2 separate regions of the Homo sapiens genome follow, and region 1 is linked to region 2. Evidence: chromatin loops called from intact Hi-C (ENCODE). Cell type or tissue: CD4-positive, alpha-beta T cell. All regions are shown on one strand. Region 1 has its middle 40 kb from the start of DOCK9-DT. Region 2 has its middle 16 kb from the start of DOCK9.

The links. Peaks named below come from ENCODE experiments on the same cell type or tissue, not always from the same donor. Only the 100,000 strongest peaks of a DNase experiment are listed, where the experiment ranks them.
Region 1: it touches region 2 in a loop (2.5-fold over the local background); 5 of 110 quality-filtered maps call a loop at or near these places.

What each region holds. Positions count from the first base shown.
Region 1 is chr13:99,042,762-99,050,761 of GRCh38, reverse strand. It overlaps a transcript of DOCK9 not described here. Among named protein-coding and RNA genes, the nearest start is that of DOCK9-DT, 40 kb to the left of the region's middle. In CD4-positive, alpha-beta T cell, no CTCF peak of the experiment used is centred here; DNase peaks (open chromatin) are centred at 421, 4,311 and 5,801; H3K4me3 peaks cover 1,126 bases; H3K27ac peaks cover 4,808 bases.
Region 2 is chr13:98,990,103-98,998,102 of GRCh38, reverse strand. It overlaps a transcript of DOCK9 not described here. Among named protein-coding and RNA genes, the nearest start is that of DOCK9, 16 kb to the right of the region's middle. RefSeq lists enhancers at 3,532-4,033, 4,875-6,074. In CD4-positive, alpha-beta T cell, no CTCF peak of the experiment used is centred here; a DNase peak (open chromatin) is centred at 3,042; H3K27ac peaks cover 374 bases.

The DNA.
Region 1 (8,000 bases), 53 kb before region 2:
TTGTGGGACTTGTCATTAGTGTCTACAACATGGTGGGTGCTTATGACATGTTTATTTTTTATTTATTTACTTAGAGACGGAGTCTCGCATGTCGCCTGGGCTGGAGTGGAGTGGTGCAATAGCTCACTGCAACCTCCCCCTCCAGCATTCAAGCTATTCTCCTGCCTCAACCTCCCGAGTAGCTGGGATTACAGGCGCCCGCCACCACGTCTGGCTAATTTTTTGTATTTTTAGTAGAGACAGGGTTTCACTACGTTGGCCAGGCTGGTCTTGAACTCCGACCTCGTGATCCACCCACCTCAGCCTCCCAAAGTGCTGGGATTACAGGCATGAGCCACTGCGCCCGGTCATGACATGTTGATTGGATGGGAGAATAAGTTAGTCATGCAAGGTCATACTGTTTGTAGCTGATTCAGGTTTCGCTGTCTCGGATATTTCCATTCGTGTATCACTGCAAGGGGAAGTGGTTTTGCTTTTTTTTTCTCCTACAGGCCTGAAATATGGAATGAACTCTAGGTACTTGATTTTAATTAAAGCATTACCAAAGTGTTATTTTTGCTCTGTGACATAGATAAACTACACATGCTATGTGTCTTTCCATTTTTGATTTGTTTTTACTTGCTGTCCATGGCTTGAAATTTTAGACAGGATCCAACATGCAAGCAGGTGTCATCTTACATGTTGAAACCTAAATATCCTCCATAAACTTTGATAGCTCCATAGGTTATTTTCAGTATTTTCACATATCATATTTCAATTTTTTAAATCTATAGCATAATTGCTTCTTGTATTTTTAGATGTCATGAAGATGTTGGCCTAGGAGAGAACCTGCAGCATTCATTATCTGGAAAGATCAATCATTTCCTAATGAAATCCAGTTTTGTATGTTAGGGATCATTATCTGATAATACAGTATGTGTCCTGCTTTCAAAAATTTAGCTATTGGCTGGGTGTGGTTGCTCATTCCTGTAATCCCAACACTTTAGGAGACTGAGGTGGGAGTATCTTTTGAGTCCAGGAGTTCAAGACCAGCCTGGGCAACATGGTGAAACCCTGTCTCTACAAAAAAATTGTAGAAAATTAGCTGAACGCTGTGGCGCACACCTGTGGTCCCAGCTATGTGGGTGGGAGGCAGGAGAATCACTTGAGCCTAGAGGTTGAGGCTGCAGCGAGCCATGATTGTGCTTTTGCACTCCAGCCTGGGTAACAGAGCAAGACCCTGTTTAAAAAAAAAAATTTCAGCTGTTACATCAGTAGCCTTTAACACACTCCCTCAGTCCAGATTTGTCTTTTTCTTTTCTTTTCTTTTCCTTTTTTTGTAGCTGGGACTACAGGCGTTTGCCACCATGCCCAGCTAGAGTTGTCTTTTTCTAAGATGTCCTTACTCCATGGCCACACCATGCCTCCCGATGACAAGGCTGACCACACTGCCCCTGTCCAAGGAGCAGCCTTCAGCATTGCCTGCTACCTCCTTTTGGCCAGATATTCTGAGGTTGGAAGGTGAGGGGTGATAAGGTATGTGGATTCAGAAGTACTGTAAACATACTCAGATGAACAGTATTACCATTTAAGAATTTTCATTTCACAGTTGGGTTTCATCTCCAAAATTCTTGAGTAATGAGAGAATTGAGTAAGGGTAGTCATTGATGATTCTGTTGGGTCCAGAAAACAGAGTGATTGATTGAAGTCTGTACAATGCCAAAACATATTTTTAACTATTCATTTTCTTTCCATTCTTAGCCATACAGAAAATAACCAAACAAAAAATTAAACACGAACTCCACAGTCAGACTTATTCAGCTGTTTATTATTATTATATTCATTATTTGTACTTAGCTATGATTATTCAGCTTATTAAGCTTTGCTGTTTATTAGTAGCAGAGCTTAATGTCAGGGATTTGAATTTCGCTTTTTGGTGTGAAGTCTTTACCTAACAAAGTGGGAAGTCCCGAGCAGTGGTCAGTGATGGAATAATAAAGGTACAAGTATATTAGTGCTTACAGTTACAAAGAGAACTGTAGAGAATGAGAAATAGTGGCACTGTGAGGATGGGAGTGTTGCATGTGAGCTGTCCCCATTTGTCATAGCAGAAAGTCAGTTGAAAATATTTGGAAAGGATAAAATTGAGAAATCTGTATGTTACAGTTATGGGGGCAGCAGGAGGAGAGCAAACACTGGAAGAAGCACCAAAATATGGAAGGGAATTGCCTCCGAGGAGCAGGGCTGGGAGTGGAGTGGGTGAGCCAGGCCACCCTTGCTTTCCGTGATAAGCCCTATTATTGTATTTTTAGTTATGTGCTTGTTACGTTAATGAACACTGATGAACACAGAGCATGCATTATTCAAAATTCCTTCTTATTTTCTTTTCTAGAGTAGGGACAAATAAGAGTGATGAGAAGATGAGCAGTAGCAGAGGGGAATGGTAACTGGGGAAGCTCCGCTGGGGTGCACGCAGGCTGTCTCCAGGTTGGCTGTCTTCAGGCGTGCTTCTTACTCCAAAACTGGAAACTTGGTGAAAATCCTGCTGTTGGCTTTGAGCCGGCAGAAACAAAACAAAACAAAACAAAACAGATAAAACTGTAAACCAAGAAGCAGCACATGAACACTTTTAAACACCGTATGAAGATTTTCCATAACTTTAAAATACAATGGAATATGTTCTCAGTGAGAACTGTCATCGGACATCAGTGTTTGATTCGTGATTTTGCTGACATTGAGGTCCCTGGTGCTGCCCCCAAACTGGAGGCCTGCCCAGGGTGAAACTTTGTGTCAGAGCCCAGGATTTGACTCCTAGGAGCTCTGCTGTTGGGTATTATACAGGAGGGCAGGAATTGAGTTGTAAAAGGCCAGTGAAAGGGAGGGAGAACAATACATTGAGTTTGTATCCAGGGACACTTTCCTGGAAAGGTGGTTGCTTGAGGCTGATGCTTCAAGATTAGGGCCAGGCGCAGTAGCTCCTGCCTGTAATCCCAGCACTTTGGGAGGCCGAGGTGGGTGGATCGCCTGAAGTCAGGAGTTCAAGACCGGCCTGGCTAACATGGTGAAACCCCGTCTCTACTAAAAATTAAAAAAAAAATTAGCTGGGCATAGTGGTGTGCACCTGTAGTCCCAGCTACTCAGGAGGCTGAGGCAGGAGAATGGCTTGAAGGTGGGAGGCAGAGGTTACAGAGAGCCAGGATGGCACCACTGCACTCCAGCCTAGGCGACTGGGCGAGACTCCGTCTCAAAAAAAAAAAAAAAAAAAGGATTAGAACCACTGATTCTCAGAAAAAGTTTGACTTTCATTATTTTCAGACAACACCTAAGGAGTGAAAATAAATGAGACTAAGAAGATGTTCTTAGGCCCCAGAATGTTTAAAAGTAGAAAGACAATTTCCTTATTCTAACCTGGGGACCCTGATGGTAACAGACGTGCTTATGTGCTGCGATGGCAGCTGATACTCCTCAGCCTGTGGTTCTCTGCCCCATCCAGAGAGAGCCTGAATCTATACACAGAAAAGGCTGTGTTTCTGAGGAAATAAAAAATATGTACTTTTAAAATTTTCTAAATAGGCCCTACTTCTAGGGTCAGCTGGCGTGTATTTCAATTAGCACATTATCTTGGGAAACTTTACCATGAGGAAAAGTTTACTCATAGGCTTGGCCATTTTTATTTATTTGACCCCCATGAATAGTCCAACATAGCCACCAAAAATTGCACAGATGTCAGTGGCTGTTTGGCCGTGTTTTAAATAAATATTTTGTCTTTTAATCATCAGAGATAGGAGATTAAACCTGGACTCGTCCAACTTTGGCTCTCTTCACGCTCATCCTTATGGGAGAGGAAGTGTCAAGATGGGCTTTCCTTTGGAGCATAACCTAAACAGGAACCTTTTAAAAACCTATCCAAAGCTACACTTTGTACCTTAAACGCAGGCATGAAGTATGAGACATTTCTGGTGATGTCTTCAGGAGGATTAAGAGGTCAGGAGTTAGATGTAAGAATGAAAGTAAAGTAAGTGATAGATCTAGGCAGAGAAAGATGTTGACATCTGAGCTTATACTCTGAATAAAACAGGTTTCCAGGCTGTGTGTGTTTATTTTACACCCATGCACTTACACACAGTATGTGATAACACAGCAGTGATTCACAGTGGCTCTTCAAGGCCCCTCATCTGTGAGTCCTGGACTTTCCTGTCAGGTGTGCCCCCTCATAACCAGGCATGTTCTATGAGGTGTTTACTGTCGAGACAAGTCCCACAAGTTGGGCAACCCTTTAAGTGCTGTTTTCCGGAGCGCAGCTAAGGAGGTTAGCATACTGGGCGCAAAATCCTTCCTCCTTTTGAAAACCTCAAAACCAACAAACTACTTCCTCTGTTAATCTCATGGGTGAGTGGCAAAGCCCAGGCCAAGCCCTTGGTTGTGCAATGTGTTATGGCCCTGGAGTTAAGGATCCTCCTACTCAAAGCAGGAGGGCATCATTCCAGCAAAACCTGTTGGTGTGCGTCCCACCTTCCAAGTGAAGATATGCCAGGTGGGAGGTCGCTCGGCTTGTTCTGCCCCGTGCTGAGCCTGGGCTCAGTGTTGGGACATACATTTCTGCCTTTTCTGTCGTTGCTTAAGATATTTCCTGGTTGTCTTGTGAATTCTAGACACAGTGATGCTGGTTTTTTTTTTTTTTTGAGACTGAGTCTCACTCTGTCACCCAGGCTGGAGTGCAGTGGCACAATCTCAGCTTACTGTAAGCTCCGCCTCCCGGGTTCACGCCATTCTCCTGCCTCAGTCTCCTGAGTAGCTGGGACTACAGGCACGTGCCATCAAACCCGGCTAATTTTTTTTTTTTTTTGTATTTTTAGTAGAGATGGGGATTCACCGTGTTAGCCAGAATAGTCTCAATCTCCTGACCTCATGATCCGCCCGCCTCAGCCTCTCAAAGTGCTGGGATTACAGGTGTGAGCCACCGCACCCGGCTGCTGTTTTTTTTGTTTTGTTTTGTTTTGTTTTTAAAAAGATGATTAAGCTGGTGAGGCATCTCTTTTTATATATGCATTTTTTGACAAAAATTCCGTATATTTAGGGTATACAACATGATGTTTTAAAATTGGAATGGTTCAATCAAGCTAAGTAACATGCAATACTTCACATACTTAACATTTTCTGTGGTGAGAACTCAGTTCTACTCTCAGCTATTTATTTACTGTAGTCACCATGTTTATACTGTATTCCCCCTAGCTAACTGAAATTTTGTATCTTTTTACCAACATCTCTCCAAACCCCACCCCCAGCCCCTGGTAACCACCATTCTACTCTCTACTTCTGTAAGTTTGACTTTTTTAGAGTCTACATCTAAGTGAGGTCATGTAGTATTAGCCTTTCTTTGCCTGGCTTACTTCATTTAACATGATGTCCTCTATGTTCATGTTGTTGCAGACGATTTCTTTCTCTTTTGCGCCTGAATGATATTTCATTGTGTATATACGGTATACACCATATTTTATTTATCCATTTATCCACTGATGGCCACTTAGGTTGATTCCATATCTTAGCTGTTGTGAATAGTGCGGCCATGAACATGGGAGTGCAGATATCGCTTTGACACAGCGATTTCATTTTCTTTGGGCAAGTACCCGGTAGTAGGATTGCTGGATCATATGCTAGTCCTATTTTTAATCTTTTAAGGAACCCCCATACTGTTTTCCACAGTGGCTTCACTAATTTACAGTCCCACAAACAGCATGCAGGGATTCCCTTTCCACCACATCCTCTTAGTGAGACATCTCTTGAAGAAGGTCTGTCGACTTGGGTACCACTGAATGGTTTGTGGGTGAATATGTCTATGGGCTGGAATTGTGGTGGGAGTTCCCCTCTGCTCTCAGTATGGTAAAATCCTGTCCTGCTCCTGAGAAACACGGGTAGGAAGGCATGGAGGAGCTTGTGCATGTGATGGAAGAACCTGGCTGTACAGTCAGGTGACAGTCCTTTTGGTTTTTCTTTTACTTACGGCTTTAAGCACTGTATTATAGTTTGGGGAGAATGATTGCTCTTGTCTTCAACACATTGTTAATAAGGGAGCCCAAAGTTTGTGTCTTTTAAGTTAGCTCCGTAGCTTTTTGTTCTAAACTTTTGTATTTCCAAATTCATTTATTTTTGGTGGCAAAATTTGCACATTTTTAAAGTGTTAGTGAGTAGTCTGTATCACTTTGAAATAAGAGCTAGGAAGCGATCGTGGTATTCATACATAATAGTCTGGTGTTCCTTTCTGGTTGCCATGGTGTGGTGGTCCTGATCAGTGTGGGTCTGACTGGGGTGCTCAGCCAGGTGGCAGACATCTGTGGTCTCTAGAAGCTGAAATACTTCAGCTATAGGAAGCATCTGCTGCTTCAAGAACTTCACAATAAGCATTTATTGATGTCCTACTGTATACCAGGCATCCTGCTGGTTGCTGAGGGAACAAACATGAATAAGACCCACTGCCTGCAGTGTTCTTGATTCAGTGATTCCACCAGAATCAATTACAGGAGGCTGGCTGGTGGCTTCACTCAATGTCTGTGTTTAAGATTAATTTGCTTAATAAAACTCAGGGCAGTGAATACACAGGGTTGGCCCTGGCTTTCCTGTTACGAGCATTCAACAGTGTCGCGTGAGCAGTTGAACATGCCTTGTAAACCATGGTTGAGTCTCCCTGAGCTATTGTTAGCAGATAACTTTAGAGCAGAGCTAATCTGTCATATAAATAAGAATCACAATTGGGTTACATGGTAATTAAATATAAATGGTAAGTGAGTGAGTCACATTTATTCATTCATTCAGCAAACTTTTATTAGAGGCCTCTGGTGCCAGGCAGTGTATGAGGTGCTCTTCTGAGGCTGGTGTGGAGGGATGGTCACACCAGTATTGTCCTGCCTACAGTAGTGGCATATGTAGGGCAGTGGGCGGGGACAAGCAAACACTGAAGCTGGCCGTCCCATCATGGAGGGCCTCAAGGAGGGGGCAGGCTGATTGTGGAAAGGATGTGGGTAAGATGAGGCAGGGTAAAGGAGTAAGTTCTCCTTCATTATTAGCAATTACTTTAGACCCCATGTTCCTTCTGGGATGTCCTCAGCTCCCTTCCCTTACCCCGGTGGACAAGAAAATAGATAGCCTTGGCAGCTGCACTTTTATGTGTCTTGGGTCCTGTTTGTGGACCTGTTTGGCAGCCTCCCTCTCTCCCCGACGTACCTGCAAGTGTCTGAGTCCTCTGCTCCTGGGTTCTGCATGGCAACTGATGGAAAGCTAGAGGGGCTGACTTCCCAGGATATGAGACCGTAGAGAGACAGATGGGCTGCCCCTTCTCAGGGAGAAGAGAGCCTACCTAGGATTTCTGGGCTGGGGCAGGGGTGCCTCCGGGATGGGTGGATTCCCCACAAATGCCCAGGCTTCAGGCAGCCTACAGCTGTTCACTGAGAGTGGGCTGTCTTCAGGGCCAGCTGGAAGAGAAGTTTGATTTCTGAGGCAAGGAATAGACTGATGATATCTTCCCCAGTTTCTTCCTTTTGCCTAAAAGTCCTACTGAGGTCACTGTAGGGGCTTCCAGGGATTTGGAGCTGACCAAGGAAGAAGATGTGACCCTGAGAGGCAGTGACCCATGAGCTTTATTGGATGGCGGTGGGACAGGGTTGCTTGAGAGGGGATGTCCCTCACGGGCTGAGGCCATCTGGGGCCACCACTCAGAAGGGACTGTGTCTAGGTGGTGCCATGTGCCTAGATGATGTCACCCAGCAGTGCTGTGGGAGTCTCTGGGTCAGAGAGCTCAGAAGGGCCATAGCTGCTTGGGGCCTTGTAAGGCCCTATCTTGTCAGTGGGTGACAGTTTTCAGGCAAGATTTCAGTGGGTCTGTGAAGCAGGCTACATGGCAAAAGATCTGCCTGTTTGGGGCTATTTTTAAAATAATTGGATGTATAAAAATTTGAGTTTGATGCTAGAGGGCTTTTGTGCTAACTAGTCTCCACCTGCAGTGAAGAAATAAACTACCTAGGGACAAT
Region 2 (8,000 bases):
CACCAAGTACAGAGGAAAAGCTGAGGAGAATGGCAGGTGTCACATGCATGACACCCTCACCATCACCCTGGAGATGTTTCTGTGGTTTGCAGCAAATCTTGGAAGAGCAGAATGGCCTCAGCCCTAGTCTGAGAAAATCCTCAGGGCTTTTACAGAGATGATCCTGGGGACTTAGGAGAATCTGCTGTGTTGGTCAAGGGTGGGGCTGGGCCAGTGCCACACTTTGGCAGAACAGACCTCTCGTTAGCTACGGGGCTGGAAAGCAGCATGCTTCTCAGTTATTCTCCCAGAATCCCCACATGGAAATGTTTTCTATTGTATAACAAAGATGCACAAAGTCAGGGGGTGACTGGAGTATTCCTGACCAGCCAGGGCTGGAATTGCAAGCCAGCAATGCACAGAGACAGGAAAATAATTCCCACAAAGAACAGTGAAGGCTGCCCATGGCAATCCCTGGAAATAGTCTGATGTGGATGGAGTGAGGGAAGGAAGTGTTGAGAGACCAACAAAGGATATCAAAAGAGTGGGTGGTTTTGAAGACAAACCTCATTTCACATCGCTACTGGTCTGCTCTTCTTTCACATGTGGCAAATAGGAATCTAGTGGTCAGCCAGGAGACTTACTGTCATGCCCTTGAGAGAGGTCTTCTTTACAGATGTTTAGGCAAAGCAACTCTGAGGTGCGGGGCTCAGCAGGACTGAGCTGGTCAAATAAAAGGCTTTAGTTAGAAATTTGAGCTGAATTGGTAAGTTCTTTTTTACTCCAAGTTTTCTTATTGTTTGCCTCTGGGCGTGGGGTGGGCGAACCCTGCCTGAATAACCAGAGGAAAGTGAGGTGATCCACAGAGGGCCACAGCTCAGTGATTTTACAGTGTTCGCTTTAGTTCCTGAGACGTGTGGGCCTGCAGGCAGCAGACACAGGTGCCCTGCGAAGCGGCGTGTTCTAGGGTAAGTGCGCTGTGAGTGTCTGCTGCACACATTGACTACACATTCGAGAAGCCCTCTTTTCCCTCTTTTCCACTGTCCTCTTGTAGAAACCCTGGATAGTCAGCACATCTCCCAATACTCCTTTCCCATTCAGGTTGTGAGAGGGGAGCACATGTCTTTTCTTGTCTTCTTTCTGTTATGCCAGCTGAGGAATGAGTACCGATTGGACTTAGTATGCAAGGAGTTTCTTTGGATTTCAGAAGATCCGCATTTTTGGGGTAAAACTATGCTGTTTGCTTTACCATTGGCAGAGCAACTTACTTCCAAGTTATTATAATAAGAAATATAAACAATAAAACCAAGGAAGGTAAAGGATTAGATCAGGAGTGCCCAATCTTTTGGCTTCCCTGGGCCACACTGGAAGAAGAAGAATTGTCCTGGGCCACACATAAAATACACTAACACTAGTGATAGCTGATGAGCTTTTAAAAAATTGCAAAACTCATAATGTTTTAAGAAAGTGAAAGTTTACGAATTTGTGTTGGGCTGCATTCAAAGCCATCCTGGGCCACATATGGCCCTGGGCCGTGGATTGGACAAGCTTGGATTAGATTATCCCCTCCAGGTCAGAAATTCTTTGATTTTGAAATAGATTATTGGAATATATGGGTAATGTAAGGACCTGTAAGGCACAGTCCAGTTGGAATGTGAAATATACATTTGTGAAGAGTTAGTTATATAATATTAGTATTGATCTTAGCTCTAGATGGCTTACAAGGTATAACATAAGTCAGCTAGTGATGAATTGCTGTTAGTACTACTCGGGATCTGGAAAAAGATGTGTGACCGCTGTCTTAGTTGTGTTCTGCTTTGTGCCGTGGACACTGTGAGTGAGAAGGATGGGTTGTGGTAATTACGAGCAGCACTTGTATTACTGAGGGCTCCATCCTTGGCCAGCATCCTCTTTTTAGGTGATGACATTCACTTTCATTGTTGTAGCCACCACCTGTCTATATGTGGTCATCTCTGTTTGCATCTGAAGGCCTATACCTCATCCCAGTGCGTATATGTCCATATGCCATCTGCTATTTAAAGCCCTTTGGTGGCTTTCCATTTAGCTCAGGTTGAAATACACAATCCTCAATATGCCTGCCATGGCTAACAAGGCCCAATATGATCTGCACCGTGCTTACCCTACTGGGCTCATCGTGTGCTGTTCTCCCCTGGACCACTGCACTGAATGGGCCACTGTTCAGCTGCTCAAAGAGGGCAAACTATTCTGCGCTTCAGGGCCTTTGCACATGCTATTTCCTCACCCCTCAATTTGCACTAACTCAGCCACTATTCAGAATTCACTCCTCCTTCTAGCCATGTTTAAAAGTATCTTCCGGCCGGGCGCAGTGGCTCACACCTGTAATCCCAGCACTTTGGGAGGCCTAGACGGGCGGATCACAAGGTGAGGAGATCGAGACCATCCTGGCTAACACGCTGAAACCCCGTCTCTACTGAAAATACAAAAAATTAGCCGGGCGTGGTGGCAGGTGCCTGTAGTCCCAGCTACTCGGGAGGCTGAGGCAGGAGAATGGTGTGAACTCGGGGGGCGGAGCTTGCAGTGAGCCGAGATCGCGCCACTGTACTCCAGCCTGGGGGACAGAGCGAGACTCTGTCTCAAAAAAAAAAAAAAAAAAAAAGTATCTTCCTCAAAGGAGGCTTATTTAACCTGAGACTAGTTACGCATCCTCTACTTTTCTTTCATTGCACTTAACACAATTGTAAATAAACTAGTAATCGTGTTGCTAGTTGTTTACTGGTTGATTTCATTGTGGTCTCTGAGTATGCTTGTAGAAAGCCTGGTCAGCACATCTCCCAATACTCCTTCCTTCCAGCCTGCTTGCTGGTGTATATGATGAACCACTGTAATGTTTTTACTTCACACGACACCCCAGCATTAGCTTTTCATGAGTGAAATAAATTAATAGAAACAGTCTGCAAACAAAGATTTCCTCGGGAACGGTGTTTTGTTTCTGTCATGGTGTGACTTGGAGTCTGTAATGACTGATGGGCCTGCACATGTGTCTATCTAGCAGATACACTTCTAACAGCACAATTCACATCCTTTTGATTTTTTTCCCATGCGTACATTTCTTTAGAGCACCTGGGTTGTTTATGCAATTTCCTGTTTGTCAAAGGGTAATAACCATACCTCACGAACTTAGAATTTTTCACTCGTTTACAATTTAAAGTGAACAGAAAAGTAAAACTTAAGTGTTTAATATTTTTGAGCTTCTAGAATATTTTAATATGTAATAATTATATATTTGACACAAAGAATTGGTTACCATATATATGTTCTTAATTTTTTTGTAGAAGTCATACAAAAGAATGTATGGAAAGAAAGGGGAAGCGGAATTACCACTTGATATACAGACAAAAAAGACATTTTACTAGGAGCACAATTAAGAGGAAGGAACAATGAATTAATTGATCTTGATCAAGGATATAATTATATATTAGATATATAATTACATAATATATACACTCATATCTGATTATATATGAGTAACACAATTATATGTAAATGTAGGATGAATACACTGAACTCTCTGGACACACATTCCTTTGTCACAGAAGAAGATTCAAATTTGAAAAGTAATTCTCCCGGTAGGATTGGTGCTGCATTTCTCAGCCTTAGCACTGTTGACATTTTGGGCTGGATAATTCTTTGTTGAGGGGGCCGGTTTCTGTATTATACCATGTTTGGCAGCATCCTTGGCCCTACCCAGTATATGGCAGGTACAACCCCCCTTCTGCAAGTCATGACAGCCAAAAATGCTTCCAGATAGTGCCACATTCCCTGCTGGAGGGTAAAATCACCCCCAGTGGGGAACCACTAGATTAGAATACCTGATGCTTCAGGTTACAAAGGAGAAGTGCTCAAACAAGCCCAAGTGGGCAGAACAGCTTCTGTCCTAGGAGATGGTAGGCACCCCAGCTTCTGTTGGGACTCACGCCAACAGCCCTTCACCTGCAGTAGACTTTTCTAAAGTAGATAAAGTCTAGTCCATTGATTATTTTTTTATTTTAAAGTTTTTTTATTTTAATATATTTCTTATTCTTTAAGGACCATCCCAAACCCAGCTTTGCAAGGAGCTCTTCCTTCAATCACACATTTACTCCTGTGAATTGGATTGCCCGCAATCTCACATTACAACTTGATGATACTAAGGTTTATTGTTGATAGTAATGTCATAATATTTTTTTCTCTTTGAAGTACAACTTATTTACTTCCTTGAATTTTCAACATAAGCAAATTTCACATATTAGATAATTCTAACTACAGTGAGAGAAAACATTTAATAAACTTTAAAAACCAAAACTTTTATTTATTATTTACAATATAAACTTTATTTACAAACTTTATTTATTTTTATTTTTTGAGACGGAGTCTCGCTCTGTCACCCATGCTGGAGTGCAGTGACGCAATCTCAGCTTACTGCAAGCTCCGCCTCCCGGGTTCACGCCATTCTCCTGCCTCAGCCTCCAGGGACTACAGGTGCCCGCCACCACCTAGTGGAAGTATTCCTAGTGAAGACATGTTGTTTTCCATAGTTACTGCCTTCCTTCACTGATCACAAGCCCATCAGTCTTTCCTTTCTTTATCATGGTTTGTTATTTCTGATTGCTTCTCTCCAAGACAGCCACCTAAAATAATAGACACTCTCATGTAAATTATACACATCTTCCTAGGAACAGTTTAAAAAATTTCCTACCTCTCAAAGGCTGCTGTGAAGTAGATTTGAAGGCGAATGTTACTCTGCTTAAATTGTTTCTCATGTCACATAATGAGATAACAACATATGGGTAGAGAATCTGAGAATTAGGAATTTGGAGTCTCATACGGGGTCCGTAATGATCAAGTTACCATATTATGCCCCTGTCATTTACCCAGGAATTGTGCCGGTAATTGAAGTATTAACTACCAGATACCCATATTTACTTTGGAGTAATTATTTTTATTACTGCATATGCTGTGGAAAAGAGGCTGTGTTTTACACTTCTCATTGAGGAGGCAGAGTCCATACTCCTGACTAAGACTGCAGCTGTCTTCATTCTGATTCCACCTACCTTTCTGTCTTTTTCTCCTGCTTTGCCATGCTGGGGGTGCTGCTTCATCTAAAGTCTTGCTGTTTCCCAAACACACCATGCTCTTTCAGACTTCCACACCTTTCTGGATATGTACTTCCTTTTTGCTTGAACACCTTTTACTCTCTTCACTGCTTCAGAACGTCTTGCTTATTCTTTAAGACTTTGCTTTTCAAGTTTGCTCCCTGAGCCAGCAGCATCAGGAGAGCTGTGGATTCTCAGCTGCTGTATTAGTCCATTCTCATGCTGCTAATAAAGACATACCTGAGACTGTAATTTATAAAGGAAAGAGGTTTAATGGACTCACAGTTCCACATGGCTGGAGAAGCCTCACAATCATGGTGGAAGGCGAAGGAAAAGCAAAGGCACATCTTATGTGGCGGCAGGCAAGTGGGGTGTGCTGGGGAACTCCCTTTTATTAAACCATCAGATCTCATGAGACTTACTCATGAGAACAGCAGGGGAAAAACCTGGCCCCATGATTCACTTACTTCCCACCGGATCTCTCCCATGACACGTGAGGATTATTACAATTTAAGGTGAGATTTGGGTTTAGACACAGAGCCAAACCATATCAGCTGCATTCTAGACCCGCTGAGTAGACCTACCCAACTGAAGGGAAGCTGGGAGGGGAGGCTCATGGTAGCTCCGAGGAGGGCCTGGGGGAGATCGGAGTGCCCTTAAGGGGCTGACACTCCCACATAGACCATCTGGGTCTTCTGAGAGGGTCAGAAGAGGGCCCAGTGGGCTGTTTTAACAAGCTCTCTAAATGATCCTGACATGATAAGAGTTTGGGAACCACCACCTTTTAGACACCATTCAAATAGCACCCCATCTCCTGAAGCTTATCCTGATAACTCCTCAACAGGTAGTCAGCCATCCCTCCTGTTGGGGCATTTTTTTTTTTTTCACTGTATTGGTTAGGCAGGGTAGGCTAACTGCTGTAGCTTCACACTGTACAGTTTTATTTCTCATGTGTGACACGATCTCACCAGGTGTACATGCGGTGGTCTTCCATGTGATGATGTAGGAGCCTGGCTTCTTACCTCTGTGGCTCCTGTGTAGCCAGGGCCTCAGGCTCCTCCAGATTCCCTGCATCCAGTGGCCCCACAGGTGGGGAGAAAGCAAGGATCATCAAGCAGCATGTTCCTTGACTGTGCCTGGTCTCTGCGACCTTATTATTATTTTTTTTTACTTTTTTCTTGGGCCAGAACCTAGTGACGTAGTTTCAGCCTAACTGCCAAGGAGATTGGAAAGTCGACTGCCTAGGAAGAAGAGACAGGATTGGGGATTGCCTAGTCCAACACTTTCCACTAAAAATATAATATTTTTATATATGTATATATGTAATTTATATTTATATATAATTTTACATTTTCTGCTAGCTATATTAAAAACCATAAAAAACAGATAAAATCAGTTTTACTAATATATTTTATTTAACCCAGTATATTCAAATATTATTCAATAAGTAATCAATAAAAAAACTCTTAAGATATTTTACATTCTTTTTGTCACACAGAGTCTTTGAAACCCAGTGTGTATAGCACATCCAGGTTCAACTAGGCAAATCTCGAGTAGCCCCGTGTGGCTAGTGGCTACCATATTGGCCAGCACAGGTCTAGCTACTCCTGTCACACTTGTTATTGAAATTACTTGTTTGCGGCCGAGTGCGGTGGCTCGCGCCTGTAATCCCAGCACTTTGGGAGGCCGAGGCAGGAGCATCACGAGGTCAGGAGTTCAAGACCAGCCTGGTCAACATGGTGAGACCACGTCTCTACTAAAAATACGAAAATCAGCCGGGCATGGTGGTGCATGCCTATAGTCTTAGCTACTGGGGAGGCTGAGGCAAAGAATCAACGTGAACCCAGGAGGCGGAGGTTGTGGTGAGCCAAAATCATGCCACTGCACTCCAGCCTGGGTAACAAAGCGAAACTCCATCTCAAAAAAAAAAAGAAATTACTTGTTTGCATCCCTTTTAGTCCACTTTCAGACATCGTACTCTTGAACTAGATTGTGTGTTCCTTATTTCCCAAACCTTGTGCAGCGCTCTGTGGTTAAGAAATGCTTGCTGAGTGATTAGCAAGGAAGGAATTTAATGCATGAATCCATCCATTAATGAATGGATTAATGAGTAAATACAGGAGAGCATTCCGCATTCCTTTTGGTTCTTTTGACTACTTTAGTGAGAGTCCTAAGGTGTTCTCTTTTGTGATAAGTGCTGGGTTGCATACAGTATGACAAAATTAGTATAGTAGAAGGATAAAGTGAGCCCATTAACTGGGGTGCTCATATGTATTGCTGAATTGCAGAGTTTGGGCTGAAAAGAACTTGACCATGGGATTGTCTGTCCTCATTTTTGTGGATGTGTGTCCCTGAGATAAGTGGAAACATGGAGGTGGCACACCAGCCTTGGGGAGCAAATCCCCCAGCACTTGTGGTCGCCTTAAGTCTCTTGCAATTAATCTAGAAGTCTCATGTTTTTCCCCAAATTAATGAAGAGCTATAAGCTGTAGTAGTATGTGCTGCAGTTATTTCAAAATGAGTTGTTGGGGAACGTGTTATTTAACATACTCTCAATTGTAAAATGCTGCCAAACAAAACTTGCTTAAGATTTTTTATTTTACCGTCTTTTCTTCAAGTCTTATACCAGGGAATAGACAAGCTCATGAAAGTTATATCAATACAGTGTCTGAGTAACAGATTCTGTTTAAAAGGAAAATAATAGTACATTAAGTCTGTAACACTGGATGGGGCATTATTTTCATTGCAGTGAATTGTGAAGAATGCATACGGAAGACGTGACTTCTGCATTTTTTTCCTCTTATGGTGGAGAGAAAGGAAAACCTTAGAAATGCCTTTACTCTTCTCTAAACAGATTGGTTCATTGCTTTTAGTTACCATCCTATGATGGTCACACATTTGAACTTG